2 separate regions of the Mus musculus genome follow, and region 1 is linked to region 2. The links are chromatin loops, found by intact Hi-C in ENCODE. Cell type or tissue: heart. All regions are shown on one strand. Each heading gives the region's core, and the rest is flanking DNA. Links, peaks and the distances in the headings are about the cores only.

Region 1 (7,937 bases), core at 1,069-6,068, 200 kb after region 2:
AAGATGTATTACAGAACAATAGTGATAAAAATTGTATGGTATTGGTACAGAGACAGACATGCAGATCAATGGAATAGAACTGAAGACCCAGAAATAAACCCACACACCTATAGTCACTTGATCTTTGACAAAGAAGCTAAAACCATCCAGTGGAAAAAAGACATAATTTTCAACAAATGATGCTAGTTCAACTGGTGGCCAACATGTAGAAGAATGCAAATTGATCCATTCTTATCTCCCTGTACAAAGCTCAAGTCCAAGTGGATCAAGGACCTCCACATAAAACCAGATACACTGAAACTAATAGAAGAGGAAGTGGGAAAAGCCTCAAACACACAGGAACAGGCGAAATTTTCCTGAACAGAACACCAATGACTTATGCTCTAAGAACAAGAGTCTACAAATGGGACCTCATAAAATTGCAAACCTACTGTAAGGCAAAGGACACTGTCAATAGGATAAAATGGCAACCAACAGATTGGGAAAATGTCTTTACCAATCCTACATCCGATAGAGGGCTAATATTCAATATATACAAAGAACTCAAGAAGTTAGACTCCATAAAACCAAATAACCCTATTAAAAATGGAATACAGAGCTAAACAAAGAATTCTCACCTGAGGAATACCGAATGACTGAGAAGCACCTGAAAAAATGTTCAGCATCCTTAATCATCAGGGAAATGCAAATCAAAACAACCCTGAAATTCTACCTCACACCAGTCAGAATGTCTAAGAATAAAAACTCAGGTGACAGCAGATGCTGGCAAGGATGTAGAGAAAGAAGAACACTCCTCCATTACTGGTGGGATTTCAAGTTGGTATAACCACTTTGGAAATCAGTCTGGAGGTTCCTCAGAAAACTGTACATAGTACTACCTGAGTACCTAGCTATACCACTCCTGGGCATATACACAGAAAATTCTCCAACATATAACAAGGACACATGCTCCACTATGTTCATAGCAGCCTTATTTATAACATCCAGAAGCTGGAAAGAAACTAGATGTCCTTCAACAGAGGAATGGATACGGAAAATGTGGTACATTTACACAATGGAGTACTACTTAGCTATTAAAAACATTGAGTTCATGAAATTCTTAGGCAAATGGATGGAACTAGAAATTATCATTTTGAGTAAGGTAACCCAGTCATAAAAGAACACACATGATGTGCACTCACTGATAAGTGGATGTTAGCCAAAAGCTCAGAATACCCAAGATACAATTCACAGACCACATGGAGCTCAAGAAGAAGGAAGACCAAATTGTGGATGCTTCAGTCCTTAGAAGGGGAACAAATTACTCATGGGAGAAATACGGAGACAAAGTGTAGAACCGAGACTGAAGGAAAGGTCATTCAGAGACTGCCCCACCTGGGGCTCCATCCCATATACAGACACCAAACTCAGACACTATGGTAGATACCAAGAAGTACTTGCTGACAGGAGCCTGATATAGCTGAGAGGCTCTGCCAGAGCCTGACAAATACAGAGGCATATGCTCTCAGCCAACCACTGGACTGAGCACGGGTCCCTAATGGAGGAATTTGAGAAAGGACTGAAGTAACTGAGGGATTTGCAACCTCATAGGAAGAACAACAGTATCAACCAACCAGAACCCCAACCCCCAGAGCTCCCAGGGGCTAAACCACCATCCAAAGAGTACACATGGAGGGACTCATGGCTTCAGCTGCATATGTAGCAGAGGATGGTCTTGTCCCGCATCAATGGGAGGAGAGGCCCTTGGTCCTGTAAAGGCTTGATGCCCCAGTGTAGGGGAAATGCCAGGAGTGGGAAGGAGGGTGGGGAAGCACCCTCACAGAAGCAGGGGGAGGGGGAGAAGGGATAGGGAGTTTCCAGAGAGGAAACCAGGAAAAGCGATAACATTTAAAATGTAAATAAAGCATCCAATAAAAATTAAAAATATATAAATAAAAAATCCTATGGTTATCTTAAAAACATTTCAATATGTTGGGTAAAGTTACTTTTTTAAAAAGAATGTCTAGCTTAGAAATAAAACTATTTTTAAAAAAGAATGAAAGGATTACATTAACTTGTATCATGGAGTGGTTTACATTTTGAAGGGTTTTTAATGGCTACCTAAATTATTTAAAATCTATTCTTGGTTATGGATACTCCACAGTAGCTAAGCACTTACCTAGCCTTCAGTATGACCTATGTTCCATCCCTAGAACCACTAACTAAGTAAATTGTCGCTGAGTATTTCTGAGAGAACTGTCAGAGAGTGGCATTAAATCTCCAGCTTCAAAAAGCGATTGCAAAGAACTAAAATTACAGCTCAGTGACAGAGTGCTCCGTCAATTCCCACGGGGTTCACTGCCCAGCACAGCCACACACAGTGAAGAGGGGGCAGGAGTGGGGGTGTGTGGGTGGATGAAGAGAACCAGGAGATAGTGAGACAGAGAAGAGAGGGGGCCCTGCTCATGCGTGTGCTATCAGGTCAGGCGTAGTTCCAAGGCAGAAAGACTTAAAGCTGCAAGTTCCGTTTTGGAAGCTATTGGTATGGTGCACCTGAAAGTGACCAGAAAATAAGGGCAGATGCGGTAGGAAAAAATTTAAAGGGAGGGAAGTTAGTCAGACGCATAAACGTAGGAGTCATTCATTTGAAAGCAAGCAACTTGAGTTAGTAGCAACGGAATGAAGACGTGAGAAACAACCAAACATTACCTGTAACTACCAAAATAAGTGTCTACAAAGACTCAACTCAGGTGCCATCTTCAAATATTGCGTTTAATAGGATATAATAAAGGGCACACTCCTATAAGTGCCTTGCTACAGTTAAAACCCATTACTTCGTTTAATATCCCTTAATTAATCTGAACTAGCAGAAACTTGAGTTAGCTTAAATAAAATGTTCACTAAGCTCCCCACTCTTCAATACTTAGAACCCCTGCAAACTCTCGCCACACACACTGATGGACACCCATCGCCTTCGGTCTAGACTTACCACGGGCACCCTTTCCATCTCTCCAAGTCCCTGCAGCTTCTTGACTACACCGTCCTTTCTCACCGAGCAGACTCGTCCCTAGCCCGGGGTCACAGGCTGAGCCGGAGCTCCCGAAATGACCGCGGAAGGACAGGCCGCCAGCCTGGCCCCCAAGGCACTTGGCCCGCCAGTCTGGAGCTTGCAGGCACACTGCCTGCCACACCCCTCCCCTCCCGACCTTTTCCTCCTCCACCCAGAACGTTTCGGCACGTCCAGGCCGGAGGTACAAGGCGCCCATTCATCTACTCCTCATAAACTAGGGCTGCAGCCGTCCGCTGTGGTCCCGGTGGCCTCAACCGCCCCGCGCCCTCCCAGCCCGGCCTCGGCGTCCCGCCAGCTTCCCCCAGCGCCCTCCGCTCACCCGCCGTGCGGCTCGGCCAGCTGCCCGCACTGGAGCCCCGGGCTCCGCGACGCCGGGAGACCCAGGCTGCCGAGCCCGTCGGCTCCGCCGCGTCCGCTGACCCGCAGCACCGCCGGCTCCCGCCGGCTCTGTGGCCCGGACCGCTTCGGTGAGGCCCAGGCGTTTCCGGGTTCCCGCGGTCCGGTCCGCCAAAGGATCCGGCTTCCGCCTCGGCCCCGGCAAACGCCGTTCCCTGTTCGGCTCCGGGGGCCCCAGCTTCGCGCTTGCGGGACGCGTCCCTGAGGCGACCCCAACCGCGGCTGCTCCTCGCGCAGCTCCCGTGACAGTCTCACGGTCGCCGGAGAGTTTGATAGGAAGGTGTCTCTCTCCCCACAGTCCTGCGGCAGAAAGTGGCGGGATGATCTGTCACTTAAGGAAGGGGACAAAGTCCTTTGGATCAAAGAACTCTGATGAGAACCGGGAGGCGGATCTTGGCTCCTGAAAATGACCACCAGTGAGTTGAAAACAAGATTATACCTGGTGCAGGTTACCAACCTTAGTCTAGGAGCCAGCTGGTTCGGTTAGGAATGATCCCTGTCCCCCACCCTGGGAGACCTGGAAGAGTGTCAGGAACGCAGAATGGGCTTAGTGTCACTAACCAGGGGAAAGGTGAAGAGAGAAAGAGAGCAATTTACCTCTTCCTGTCTGCAAGAATCTCATGCATATTACGTTTCAGTCTGCTAATGTATTTCCAAAAGTTCCCAACCACTGTAGCCATTGCTGGCTGTGGACAGGCTGAAATGTAATATTCTGGGTCCGGATTGATCATCGGATACAGCAGATTTATCCCTTCCCTGTTAAAACAATGCTCCTAGAATTAAGCTTACGCTTCTTTGCGTGGCAAATGATTAAAACCATCCATTAGGGAAGCATCGTTAGAAAACAACGGAGAAAAATAAAATTAAATGACTGTTAGCACATGATGCCTCGCTTAAATGTTTGTGTAATCCGACCTTCAGAAAACTTCTGGGGGATGGAATGTGGATTAGATCTTGATATTTGCTAGGGTCCGAACCTAAAACGTCCCCCAAAGATTCATCATGTGGTAAAGGTTTGGTTGCCAGCTAATGGACTTTGATGTTGGGGGAAGTGAATGGATAGTGAACCTCTGACCTAAGCCACTGATGTATTAAATCTTTGAAGGTATTATTAGGAGATGGTGTAAATGGTGGCACAAGCCTATTTGGAAGAAGTGGGTCGCTGAGGGTGTGTCTTAACCTAGCCTTTCCTCTAGCTCTCTTTGCAGCCTGTATGCTTTTTTTGGTAAATAACTGCCCCAGTACATAAGTTCCAACCAGAGACCCAGAGGCAATGAAACCTAGTCACCATGAACCAAAACATCTGAAACGATGATGTTTCAGGGAGGACTAATAAGTCCTCCCTCTAAGTGGCTTTCTCAGGCAAAAAGAAAGTAACAAATACAATACTTCTTATACTTCTTACTTTTTTTTTTTTTTTGACGGGGTCTCACATTGTAGCTCAGGATGGCTCCAGGCTGGCATTGAAGGTCTCGATCTCTTAGCAACCATCCTGTCTCAGCCTCTCTGTGCTAGCTAGGATCAAAAGCTAGAGCACTCAAATCTGCTTTCTATCCCCTTTTTCCTCCCTACCAACCCCCCCCCCCCCAATTATTGCCAATTGACCCTAGGCCTTTGTACCTCATATACTTCCCACTGAACCCTTTCTCCATTTTTTAAAAAAGAAACTCTGTTGGCATTCCTTCTAAGCTCTGCCCAACCTGACTATCTCCAGGTAGACCTGGCTAGTCCCTCCTCACTCTCTTACTCTTTCTGCCTTTTTCTCTCTCTGATCCCTTTCTCTGCTCTCCCCTTCCTCCTCCCCCCACTCTCTTCTGTTCCTAGCCAGCCTCTCCTCTCCTCTCTCCTCTCCCTCCTCTTCCCCTCCCCCTCCTCCTCTCTTCCTCCCCCTCTCTCTGTCTCTACTCAACTCCCCTTCCCATGTCTCTATAAATAAACTCAATTCTATACCATATCTGTCGTATGGCTGGTCTTTGGAGGGTGTGGGGAGGGGATGCCTCAGCATGAGCCCACCAAGGCACCCCTCCCACACCTTACTATTCCTGGCTCTACAAACATATCTTGGCTCTTTTTTTCTCTCTCTTTTTTTTAAATAAAACGAAACACTTAATATCCTTGTACATGCTAATTACACCTTGGCACTATTGTGAATTGTTTGTGTGTGTGTGTGTGTGTGTGTGTGTGTATCTTTGGTGTATGTGTATACTGATACCCAGAAAACAGTCGATACTCCATAAATGTATGATTGTAAAGGAAAGGGAACATTTAAAATATATAAGCAGGAAAAATATGAAATGGACATAAGTTCTTTTCTGTTGTTTAATTTGGTTTTAAAGACGAGGTCTCCTTATATAGTCCAGTCTGCCCTGAATCTTGCTATCTAGCCCAGATTGGTTATAAATGTATGGTTCACCCTGGCCTTAACCTCTTGACTGCTGGAATCACAGGTAGATACCACTATGCTCAGTGTCACAAATACATAGGTTAGAAAAAAGGAAGATTTTTTTTCCTCTTACTCTTTAGGAAATTTTAAAGTGATTTAAAAAAAAATAGAGGTGGAATGATGGGGGTGGGCTTTAAGGTAATATATACTCTCAAGCTACACCTAGTGTAAGACAGACATTCCCCCCTGTCTGAAACTGGATCAAGATACAGAGCTCCCTGCTCCTTCTCCAGCACCAGGTCTTCCTGGACACTGCCGTGCTTCCTGCCATGATGATAGTAGATAGAACCTCTGAGACTAAACCAGCCCTTAAATATTGTCCCTTAAAAGAGTTGCCTTGGTCATTGTGTCTCTTCACAGCAATAAAATCGTAACTAAGACAAAAGTTGGTACCAGGGACGGTGGTTTTGCAGTGACAGGCCTATGTTTTTGTTTGGAGGAATGTGGATTTTGGGACTTTGGATTTGACAAGCAGTAAAATGCTTTAAGTGGGGCTTACTGGACCACTCTAATAGGGATGTGAAAGACGTGGGTGCCGAGGTTTCCTTCACCTGTGCAGCCCTTGCTCTAGGGATTTTAGTATGTTGCCCGGAGATTGTTTTTTGATGTTTTGATGAAGAATGTGGCTATGTTTTGCTTTTGTCCGAAGAGTCTGCCTGAGGCTAAGGTGAAGATATTTCAGATTAATTACACTGACAAAGGAAGTCTCCAAAAAGTCCAGCATAGACTTTGTCCTCTGGTTTACTCTCATGAAGAACATTTTGATCAAGTGTAGAAAGCTTAGAAAGGAAAAATGAAAAGAAAGTATGGTTTAAAGAGTGGAATGTAGCTAAATCCTGTGTTCAAGGTTATTAGATGGAATTAAGGGAGTGGGTAACCTTGGGGCAAGATCCCACCCAGCTTAGCTTATTGTTTATGCTTTTGTAGTTGAACATGAAATAGTTATATCGTGTTAGGCATCATTATGACCTGGTTATTGTTTTCACCTGGGCTTTTAATCTGGCATGAGCTGCAATCCATAAATGGAAGGCATATGTGTGATCCAGAACTTGAGGCTGAAAGACACAGGCTTCTTGAGGCATAGTGGCCATGAAAAACTTAGAACCAGGTATTGTGGTACAGGCCTTTAATCCCAGGAGACAGAAGCTAACAGATCTCTGAGTTCAAGGCCAGCCTGGTACAGAGCAAGTTCCAGGTAAAGAAAAGCTTAAGTCCAGGCATGGTAGTACAGGCCTCTAGTCCCAGAACTCAAGAGACAGAGCCATGCAGATCTCTTGAGTTAAGGATCAGTCTACAGAGCAAGTTCTAAGACAGCTGAGCTTAGGCACTAAAGGAGTTGGAAAACAGAAAGCTGGTGATAATGTAATAGAATGGGGGCGGGGGGGCATGTTTCAGCCCCAGGAAGCAGGAAATCTTAGCAGCTTCAGCCATGTGGCTCTAGCTTTAGAATCAAGAATAGGAGTTACAGGGGCAGTTGATGCTATTTAGTAGGAGCTAAGAAATTAACAGTGATTAAAAGAAAACAGTGCCGGGTGGTGGTGGCGCACGCCTTTAATCCCAGCACTTGGGAGGCAGAGGCAGGCAGATTTCTGAGTTGAGGCCAGCCTGGTCTACAAAGTGAGTTCCAGGACAGCCAGGGCTACACAGAGAAACCCTGTCTCGAAAAAAACAAACAAACAAACAAACAAACAAACAAAAAAGAAAACAGTATCACTGAGGTGAAATTTTCTGGGAAGTGTTTTCTGAGAGTACAAAGAAGCTATATTCTAAAGATAGACTTCTCACTGACAGCCAGACTTGGTAATGTGTCACCCAGATGGTGCTGGTTTTGAAGGCATGAAAGGGTCATAGAGAGAAGCTAAGGCTTGGCATTGTAAGAGGCCAGAAAAGCCCATTTGTGAAGGTACAGCTTTAGTTGCAGTTGATGGCCCCAGGATTGAAGGGGTCATGCTTGGCACCATGAAGAATTGAGAGGCTATTGGTGAAGTCTAGTTACAGCAGAAGACACCAGCATATTAAAGGTGCAAGTACCATGAGATGAATAGCAGC
Region 2 (7,937 bases), core at 985-5,984:
CCCGGCTGGCTCGGGAACTCCGGCTTTTCCCATGGCCTAGCATGAGACTCAGAGAAACTTCCTTGTCTCATGGTCCGCTAAACCAAAGGGAGAGGCACAAACCCATTATAGTGTACAGAAGATGGTTTAGCGGCCTAAGAACCTAAAAAAAGGAGATACCAGTGATATAATTTTACAGACAGGAAATAATAAGACATTGAAGCAAGGCTGCTGTGCGAATATACATGTTGTACTTTTTAAAAATTATTATTATGTGAATGGGCATAATGTGTACACATTCATCTGTACACAGAGGCCTGAAGAGGGTATCGAATTCCCTGTGACTGGAATTCCAGAGGATTGTGAGCCACCAATCACACGGGTGAGAATCTGACCTGGGTCCTATGGAAGAGCAGCCATCTTCCCTGTGGTACCTTGATTATCATACATATTAGATTCCTATTACATAAATATAACACCCTCTGAAGAAAGCTAATCCTTTTTGTTTTTATTAATCACAGTGCTGGAGGCTGATGTCGAGGTTTGATGCATGCCAAATAAACACTGTACCAAACAGCTATAGTCTCGACCCCAGCTTATGCTTTCTAAAGCCGAACTCCTGCTGTTACTTGGGTGGTAGAAGGAAGTGGACAAGATAGAAGTATGAGGTAGAAACTGTCCAAAAAGCTGTAAGTGATATTGTAACCTGCATTGAAGGAGTGAGTATAGGCAACAGAGACACTCAGAACTGGGATTTCCCCAGGAATTCTTCTCAGGTTGGAAGAAAGACAGAAAGACCAAAAAACAGACAGACAGACAGACAGAAAGAAAGAAAATGTGTCTTCACAAAAGGTTTTGTCTAAAGTTTCAAAAGCAGTATTACTTAAAACAGTCCCAAAGCAGAAATAACGCCTATGTCATTAAAAAAAAAAATTAACATCAAAAGCCTCACAAGATCAGTGAAGTTAGAACTTTCTGGTTATTGTGTGTATGAGAACTGGAAATTGTCAAACCAAAGAACAGCAGGGAATCTCATTTTTGTAGAAGTTACTGCATAGTTTAGAGAGCTCCCACTCAAGTCAACAAGAAAAGTCAACAAGAAGGCTGGTGTGTAGCTCAGTTGGTAGAGTCTGCCTAGCAAGCTCAACAGGTCTGCTTGTTTGGGTTTTGGTTTGGTTTGGTTTTTGGCCACAATTGTATGTATTCAAAATGGGGGTGCTATGTAAAACCCTGACCCCCAAAAGAAGAATCAATAAGAAAACAATGAAAAATGAATGCACACAACAGAGAGGAAACAGTTAAAAGTACATGAAGGAAGCGTTTGAAGAATCAATATCCAGGGTTGGTGTGGGTGGCACATCTCTTCAATCAACAAAGGCAGATAGAGCTGTAGGAGCTTGGAGTACATACCAGTTCCAGGCCAGAACTACACAGACTGGGAGGGGGAAGGGGGGGCGGCATCTCAGAACCAATAAACACGTGAAACCTGTTTAACTTTACTAATAATTAAGAAACTTTAACACCATAATGCCATTGAATAGGTAAATACCTATTACTTCTAAGGCTGTCAAATGAGAAACAAAGAATAGTCCCACTCTCAGCTGCTAGACAAGTTATTTTGTACAAGCACATTGCAAAGCAATCTAACATCGCCTAAGTTAAAATTGAAGATAAACATTAGCTGTCTCAAAATTCCATTTTTAAGCTAGGCTTGGTGGTTCGGGCCTGTAATCCCAGATACTAAGCAGGCTGGGGGAATAGAAGCATAATCATGACTTCAAGGCCACCCAGACAGCTAATCGAGATCCTGTCTCAAAACTAGTAGATAAAGAAGCAGAGAGCTGGCAATGATGCTCAGTGGTTATAGACGGCTTGCTTAGCTTATGCAAGACTCTAGGTTCATTTTACAGTGTCTGTCTCTGTCTCTGTCTGTCTGTCTCTGTCTGTCCCCCTCCCTTCCTCCTTGGGTGCCTCCCTTTCTTCTCTGGGTCCTTCCCTCCCTCTTAGTTTTACTAACCAAAAACACGGTTGGCTAGTCAAGAATTGCATCACTTGGCGCTAGTAGCGCTAGTAGCAATGCCCCATTCAGATCTAGTGAATAGGTTCCAAAACCCGGCTACAAACAAAGATAAGAACACAATCATATATGGAATCAGGATCTACTGACGTAGGATGATAAACTAGTTTGTTTCCTGAAAATAAGATAGAATCGAGAGAAGCCTGAATGGAAGAAAGTTACATAGTATCTTTCAAGAGCCCTAGGAACAACTAACTCCCTTCCCTCATTATACAAGCAAGAACATATAAGATTACTAAGTCTATTCAATGCACCTATAAAAAGTTTAATGGGGCCTGGCAGTGGCGGTGCAAGCCTTTAATCCCAGCACTCAGGAGGCAGAGGCAAGCAGATTTCTGAGTTGGAGGCCAGCCTGGTCTACAGAGTGAGTTCCAGGACAGCCAGGACTACACAGAGAAACCTTGTCTCAAACAAAACAAAACAAAACAAAACAAAACAAACAAAATAATGGGAAAAGTTTTTAAAAATCAAGTTCTTTTGATTATTGCGATTTTGGGAGGTGCTGTTAAGACAGGGTTTCTCTAACAGCCCTGGCTATACTGGAATTCACTTTGTTGATCTGGCTGGCTTCAAATTCACAAAGATCCACTGTCTTCTGGGATCAAACACTTTCGTCACCTCATCTGTCTATTGCAGATTTTCTGATAAAGGCAATGATTTATATTTACTGCCTACAGTAGATGAATGTGCATTACACAATAGTACATCTGTGTAAAGTTAAACAACTTGTGAAAAACCTGAGATTTTTGTTTCACAACCACCGACTTTCCAGTGCTGAGAGTTTCTATTGGCCCCTGCTTCCTTCTGTTTTGTTTCATTCTCTCTAACGCCTTAGACATTGATGCAGATTTTTATTCTCTCTAAGAAGAAAGAACCGTTGAATTTACTGAACATATATACAATGTATGCATTTATATACCACCTATTAAAGAAAGTTCCCTCTCTCTCATTCTCTCCCTCTGGCTTTGTTTCATTTTGTTTAAGAATGAGTCTCACCACATAGCTCAGGGTGACTGGCCTTCCATTCACAATGCGACATCTCTGCCTGCCCTACCCATGTCACCCTCACAGTGCTGGGTTTCTGATGTTTCCTTTAGCAGTTCCACTTGAGCTCAATTTGACATTTCTTCAAGGGGCAAAGCAATTCAGGGTTATACGTTTGTGACTCATTTCTTAATGATGCATCTGACCACATTTTCTAAGACTCAAAGACAAAGTGATGACATGTTTATTTTAGACACGAGAAGTCAATTTCAGCAACCTCAAGGACACTATACAGGAAAGAGGAATTCCTAATCATGGAGAAGTGTTCCTGTATGGACTTATGAAAAAGTCGCGCATCAGAGTCTTGCTATGAAACATAGAAACATCTTATTTTTTCTGCCCTTAATGTAGTTACAGCACAATACCAGAAAAGACAATTTGCTACTGACCCCTCAGGTTTTCAATTAGTGACCCTTCTTGTGTGCCCTTAACATATTCTTTTTTAAAAAATTATCTATGTATGTGTGGGTGCACAACTGTTTGCATGTACAGCACATGGATGCAGGTGCCCCGAGACGGCCAGAAGAGGGCGTCGGATCCCTTGGAACTAGAGTTGTAGGCTGTTATGACCTACCTGATTGAGTGCTGGAGACTGAACCCAAGTTTCTGCAGCCCCTAAACGTGATTTCTCTCCATTATCTGAGCTAAAAAGATGGATTGTTGATGCGCGTCTACTTAACAACCCAAGTCCTGGATTTTTAAGCTGTCGTCCTCCCCAAGTCTACCTTCTCCCTCCCTCAATTCTTTTACACCTCTCAAGGGGGAGGGGGGGGGGCTTCAGTCGGCCCCGCCCCTCGCCCTGGTTGGCTGCCCGGTGGGAGGCTCGTTCCTTCTCTCCTATTGGCCGCTCAGGGAGGTGCGTCTCGGGTCTGGGGATTGGTCGCCTGGAGGAGGCGTCTTTCCCAGCTGTGTGCTGGTGGCTATTTCCGGAGTAAAATGGCTGCAGCGCGTGTACTGAGGACCTGGAGCCAGAACGCTGTCAGACTGGTAAGCAGGGTTGGATGGGTCTAAGGTTGGGAAGGATCGATTTAGTAGATGTTATCCGGAGTTGTGTGTTGCTTTCTTCTCCGAGTGCCTCGCGTCTTGTGAGCAAGTGATGGAAGGATGCATGCAAATCAGAAGGGCAGCGAAGGTGGCGTGCCAGTGAGCCTGGAAACTCACTCCTTTCCCGTCCCGGGGCGCGATTCTCTGACGATTAGCTTTGGGCGACTAGCTTTCTTCCCAACCGTACCCACATCCTGGCCTTTGACCTGCTTAACTTTGCTTGAGTACTTTCTAGATGTCAGGCATTGTGATAAGCACTGCAGACACAGCTATGTTCTTTCGAGATTTGTTGAGAGCCCACTGCGCGCCATACGCTGGCACTATTAACCTGAGAAGAGAAAAGCCTCTAGCTTGATTCACTCGGGGCTGCACTTCTCCCCTTGGTCCACAGTCGTTCCAACTTTTTAATCATCGATTTACCACCCCCATTTGCAGTTCCCCCTCACTCACAAGCTTTTAGCAACAACCGTAGATGTATCCCACTACATATCTAGTTTCTTCCTAATTACATAACTTTTTGGATACCGTAGACTTTACCCATTTCCCTAGATGTTCCTTTAGTGCTGGCCTCCTGATCTCTCCAAACCTTCTTCCCAGCCTGCTGTGTGTATTGGGCACTGGGCATATTTCTATAACACAGCCAGCCACCATCCTTTCCCTCCTAACATTGTAGCCTAGAACAGGAGAATAGGAGAGAGGGAGGCAAGGAAAGACAGAAAGCCACGGTTTTAGAAAGACGTGCTATTATGGAACAAGTGCTCAAAGCTCCTGTGACACTTGAGGGTGGACACCTATGGAGGAGTGGGGGTACAGAGAGGAATTCCTGGGGACTAGTGAGTGCGTACGGAGACTGAAGAGAAGTAGGAACTAGGCAGCAGAAGGGTACTCTTGTCAGCAGCACCTTAGTAGGTATTATGGGCAACTCTTCTTTCGAGAGCTCTCCACTCTTGGATTCTGAGACACTAGTTGACCAATATTCCTCTTCAGTTGCTCTATTCCACTGCCCTCTTTTCCTTTCCAGCTTCTAAATACCACGCAAAGACTTCCGTCAACAGTGCTCCCATAGGCTCTCGACAGACCTGCCAACTTCCTATGACCTTTTCCATCGTTTGATGTGTGTGGACACACAGACAGAATGGTGTGACGGGTGCCCACAGTGTTTAGTACAGTGACATGCTGGACAGGTTTGTAGTATAAGAGCTAGCATAGAGCTTACGTGGGCAATAAGTTAAGCCATTTGGTTTGTGTAAGCATAAGGTGAGTCCATAGACTAGCTCATCTAATAGTGAATAGATTTCACACAGACCTGTCATAAAGTGATGGATGACTACTAAAAAAAAAAAAAAATAAAAAAAGAAGCCCTGGCTTTGGCCCTCTGCGCTTTTCCAACTTCCTGCATTATCTCTCCCACGTCTTTGCATATAGTCACCAGTTGTGCTAATGGTTCCCTGGCGTTCTCTAGTCTTCCCTAGCTGTCCAAGAGATCTCCCGTTGCACAATATGAGGTGTTTTCTCAACTGCAGGTAACACAAATCCAGTGAATGAACAAGACACCATCTATGCCTATAGACTACAGGTGACATGTGTGACTGTCACTATGACGGCTGACAGTTCATCAGGGCAGTTGACCTTTTCCATACAGCCATCCGGGAGCTGCAGCAACTCACTGGGCATTTAAGTCAGGATGGAGGAAGGGATATTACCAGGCTGACATAACCAGCTAGAACACAGTTCCCTAGCTACGAGCACAGGGGAGTTGGAAAAGCTAGCCTTTGGCCATCTCACCGTGCACCACAGTGCCTCAGGGATGCAGACTCCAGGCTCCACAATAGACCCCTCAAACCTGTTTCTCTTGACTCTACCTTCCAACTCTGAAGAAATGTAGCTAGTATTTACCACCTTGCTCTTAATTACAGATGTCTTAGTCTTTCCTAACTGGGCCTCTTGCCTCTGATCAGCCTCTTTTGTAGTTCATTTCCCATAGGCCAGCCAAAAGGATCTTATAAAATGAGGCACACATTAGATTATGCCATGTTCTTGTTTAAGACTCATCTTTTTAAAAAATGCCCCCAAGCCACTTGATTGAGGAAATTTATGATGTGGCTTCTCCAACCTCTCAAGTATCATTCTTTATTGAAAACCTGCTTATTCTACAGGTTATTACCTCTTATCACACACTTTTGATTTTCCTTGCCACATCCTTCATTGTTCCTCTTTTACACATCCATTCTTAAATTTGACTTATGAGACCACATTCTACGATGTCTGCCTTTGTGAGTACCGTATCTTTATCTTGAAAATAATTGGTTTTATTATTATTTAAACCACTTTACTGGGCATTAGTTATAGACATCAATGAAAAAAAAAGTATTAGAGTAAAAGTAGCATTCTACACACACACACACACACACACACACACACACTCACTCCAGCCCCAGCTCTGAGTGCCCCCGCTGGCTGCACAGAGAACTCTACGGAACAATTACCCTAGTACACACTGCTTTCTTGATTCCAGACCTTTGCTCATATATTTCCTCTGCCTTGGAGACTCTTGCCTCATCTGCAGCCCTGCTCCTCTCCTGCGTTACTCCCACTCAGCCTCCAGTCTTACTCCAAGCTAACTCTCCAGCCAGCTTCTCTTAGAACACCCCACGGTGGCTGTGTTAATGGCCTGTGTACTTCGCTTTATCTTTCATTCTGCTGGACATTGCTTTCGGGCAGGGATCACACGTGTTTCCTTCTGGATGTGGCCACAGCGCCCCATACACCGTGAGTGCCCATAAATGCTTGCTGAGGACACAGAAAAAGAGTCCTTTTGTTTTACTTTTTCTGTTTGTTGTTTGAGTTTGGTTTTTGAGATAGTTTCTCTGTAGAACCTTGGTTGTCTTGGAACTCCCTTTGTAGACTAGGTTGACCTTGAATTCACAAAAATCTGCCTGCCTCTGCCTTCCGACTCCCAGGATTAAAAGAAGCCACCACCACCTGGCTTCCACTTTTAACTAGCATGATAGTATGGGGGTGGGAGACATGCCTTCTCTGGCTTAAAATTTTATTTTTCCTCCTTTGTATTGTCTTTTAATCTCTTCACTTTTGCTAACTTTTAAATCTCTCCTCTCTTTCTTATCAAAGCCATCCAGTTGCTTTTATTTTCGTAATACTCATTGTAACTCAGTTGCCCTTTCTCAGTCCCTGTTGATTTGGTCATTCAGGAACTCGTGTTTCTGTGTCAACAACTCCAATCCTGCCTCGGCCTCTTTCTTTACCTATAGTAGCCTGTCCTATGAGCTAGTAGCAAACTGTTTCCTCACTCTGTCTCCACTGTGACCCCCACCCTCCAATGCATATATCCCTCTCCTTCTCCTACCATTCAGATACTAGTCACCACCTTGAGTTGTCCTTTGCAGATCCGATTAAGCCAAATCAAGCTACTCACTGCTCGATCAAATTCCTGTTGCAATCTTTGTGTTTACATCATTTCCTGTGCCTTAGAAGTGTCCATCTGCTCCTTATTCATGCTCAGTGTTCCAGGCCGAATTTAAATCTCCAAGGTCGAGCTAAGCCTCCTCCACTACTTAAATGCCTCCCCCCACAGCTAGTTTTTTGGCCTATAATTTCTTATTGTAAATAATAAGAGCACTCATGACCATGCTTGGGAGAAAGGGAGAAAGAGAGAGAGAGAGAGAAAGAGAAAGAGAGAGAGAGAAAGAAAGAAGGAAAGAAAGAATTGTTTCTCCTAGATTATAGCTTGGAAAGAAAGGACTCTTTCTCTTGTCAGTGTGACATGTCAGGAGGA

What was found. Hi-C counts contacts between places; a loop is a spot of excess contacts. Peaks named below come from ENCODE experiments on the same cell type or tissue, not always from the same donor. Only the 100,000 strongest peaks of a DNase experiment are listed, where the experiment ranks them.
Region 1: a loop joins it to region 2, with 2.7 times the contacts of the local background. A loop is called at or near these places in 1 of 42 quality-filtered maps.

Annotation. Positions count from the first base shown.
Region 1 is chr3:116,708,715-116,716,651 of GRCm38, forward strand. It overlaps Slc35a3 (solute carrier family 35 (UDP-N-acetylglucosamine (UDP-GlcNAc) transporter), member 3), which reads right to left and starts at 3,566. Exons shown (of 8, transcript NM_144902.4): 1 at 3,369-3,566. In heart, for the core only: no CTCF peak of the experiment used is centred there; DNase peaks (open chromatin) are centred at 3,227 and 3,557; H3K4me3 peaks cover 2,726 bases; H3K27ac peaks cover 1,904 bases.
Region 2 is chr3:116,509,105-116,517,041 of GRCm38, forward strand. It overlaps Dbt (dihydrolipoamide branched chain transacylase E2), which reads left to right and starts at 3,966. Exons shown (of 11, transcript NM_010022.4): 1 at 3,966-4,087. The coding sequence starts at 4,037. In heart, for the core only: CTCF peaks have their summits at 3,629 (motif pointing right) and 3,917; a DNase peak (open chromatin) is centred at 3,977; H3K4me3 peaks cover 1,793 bases; H3K27ac peaks cover 1,369 bases.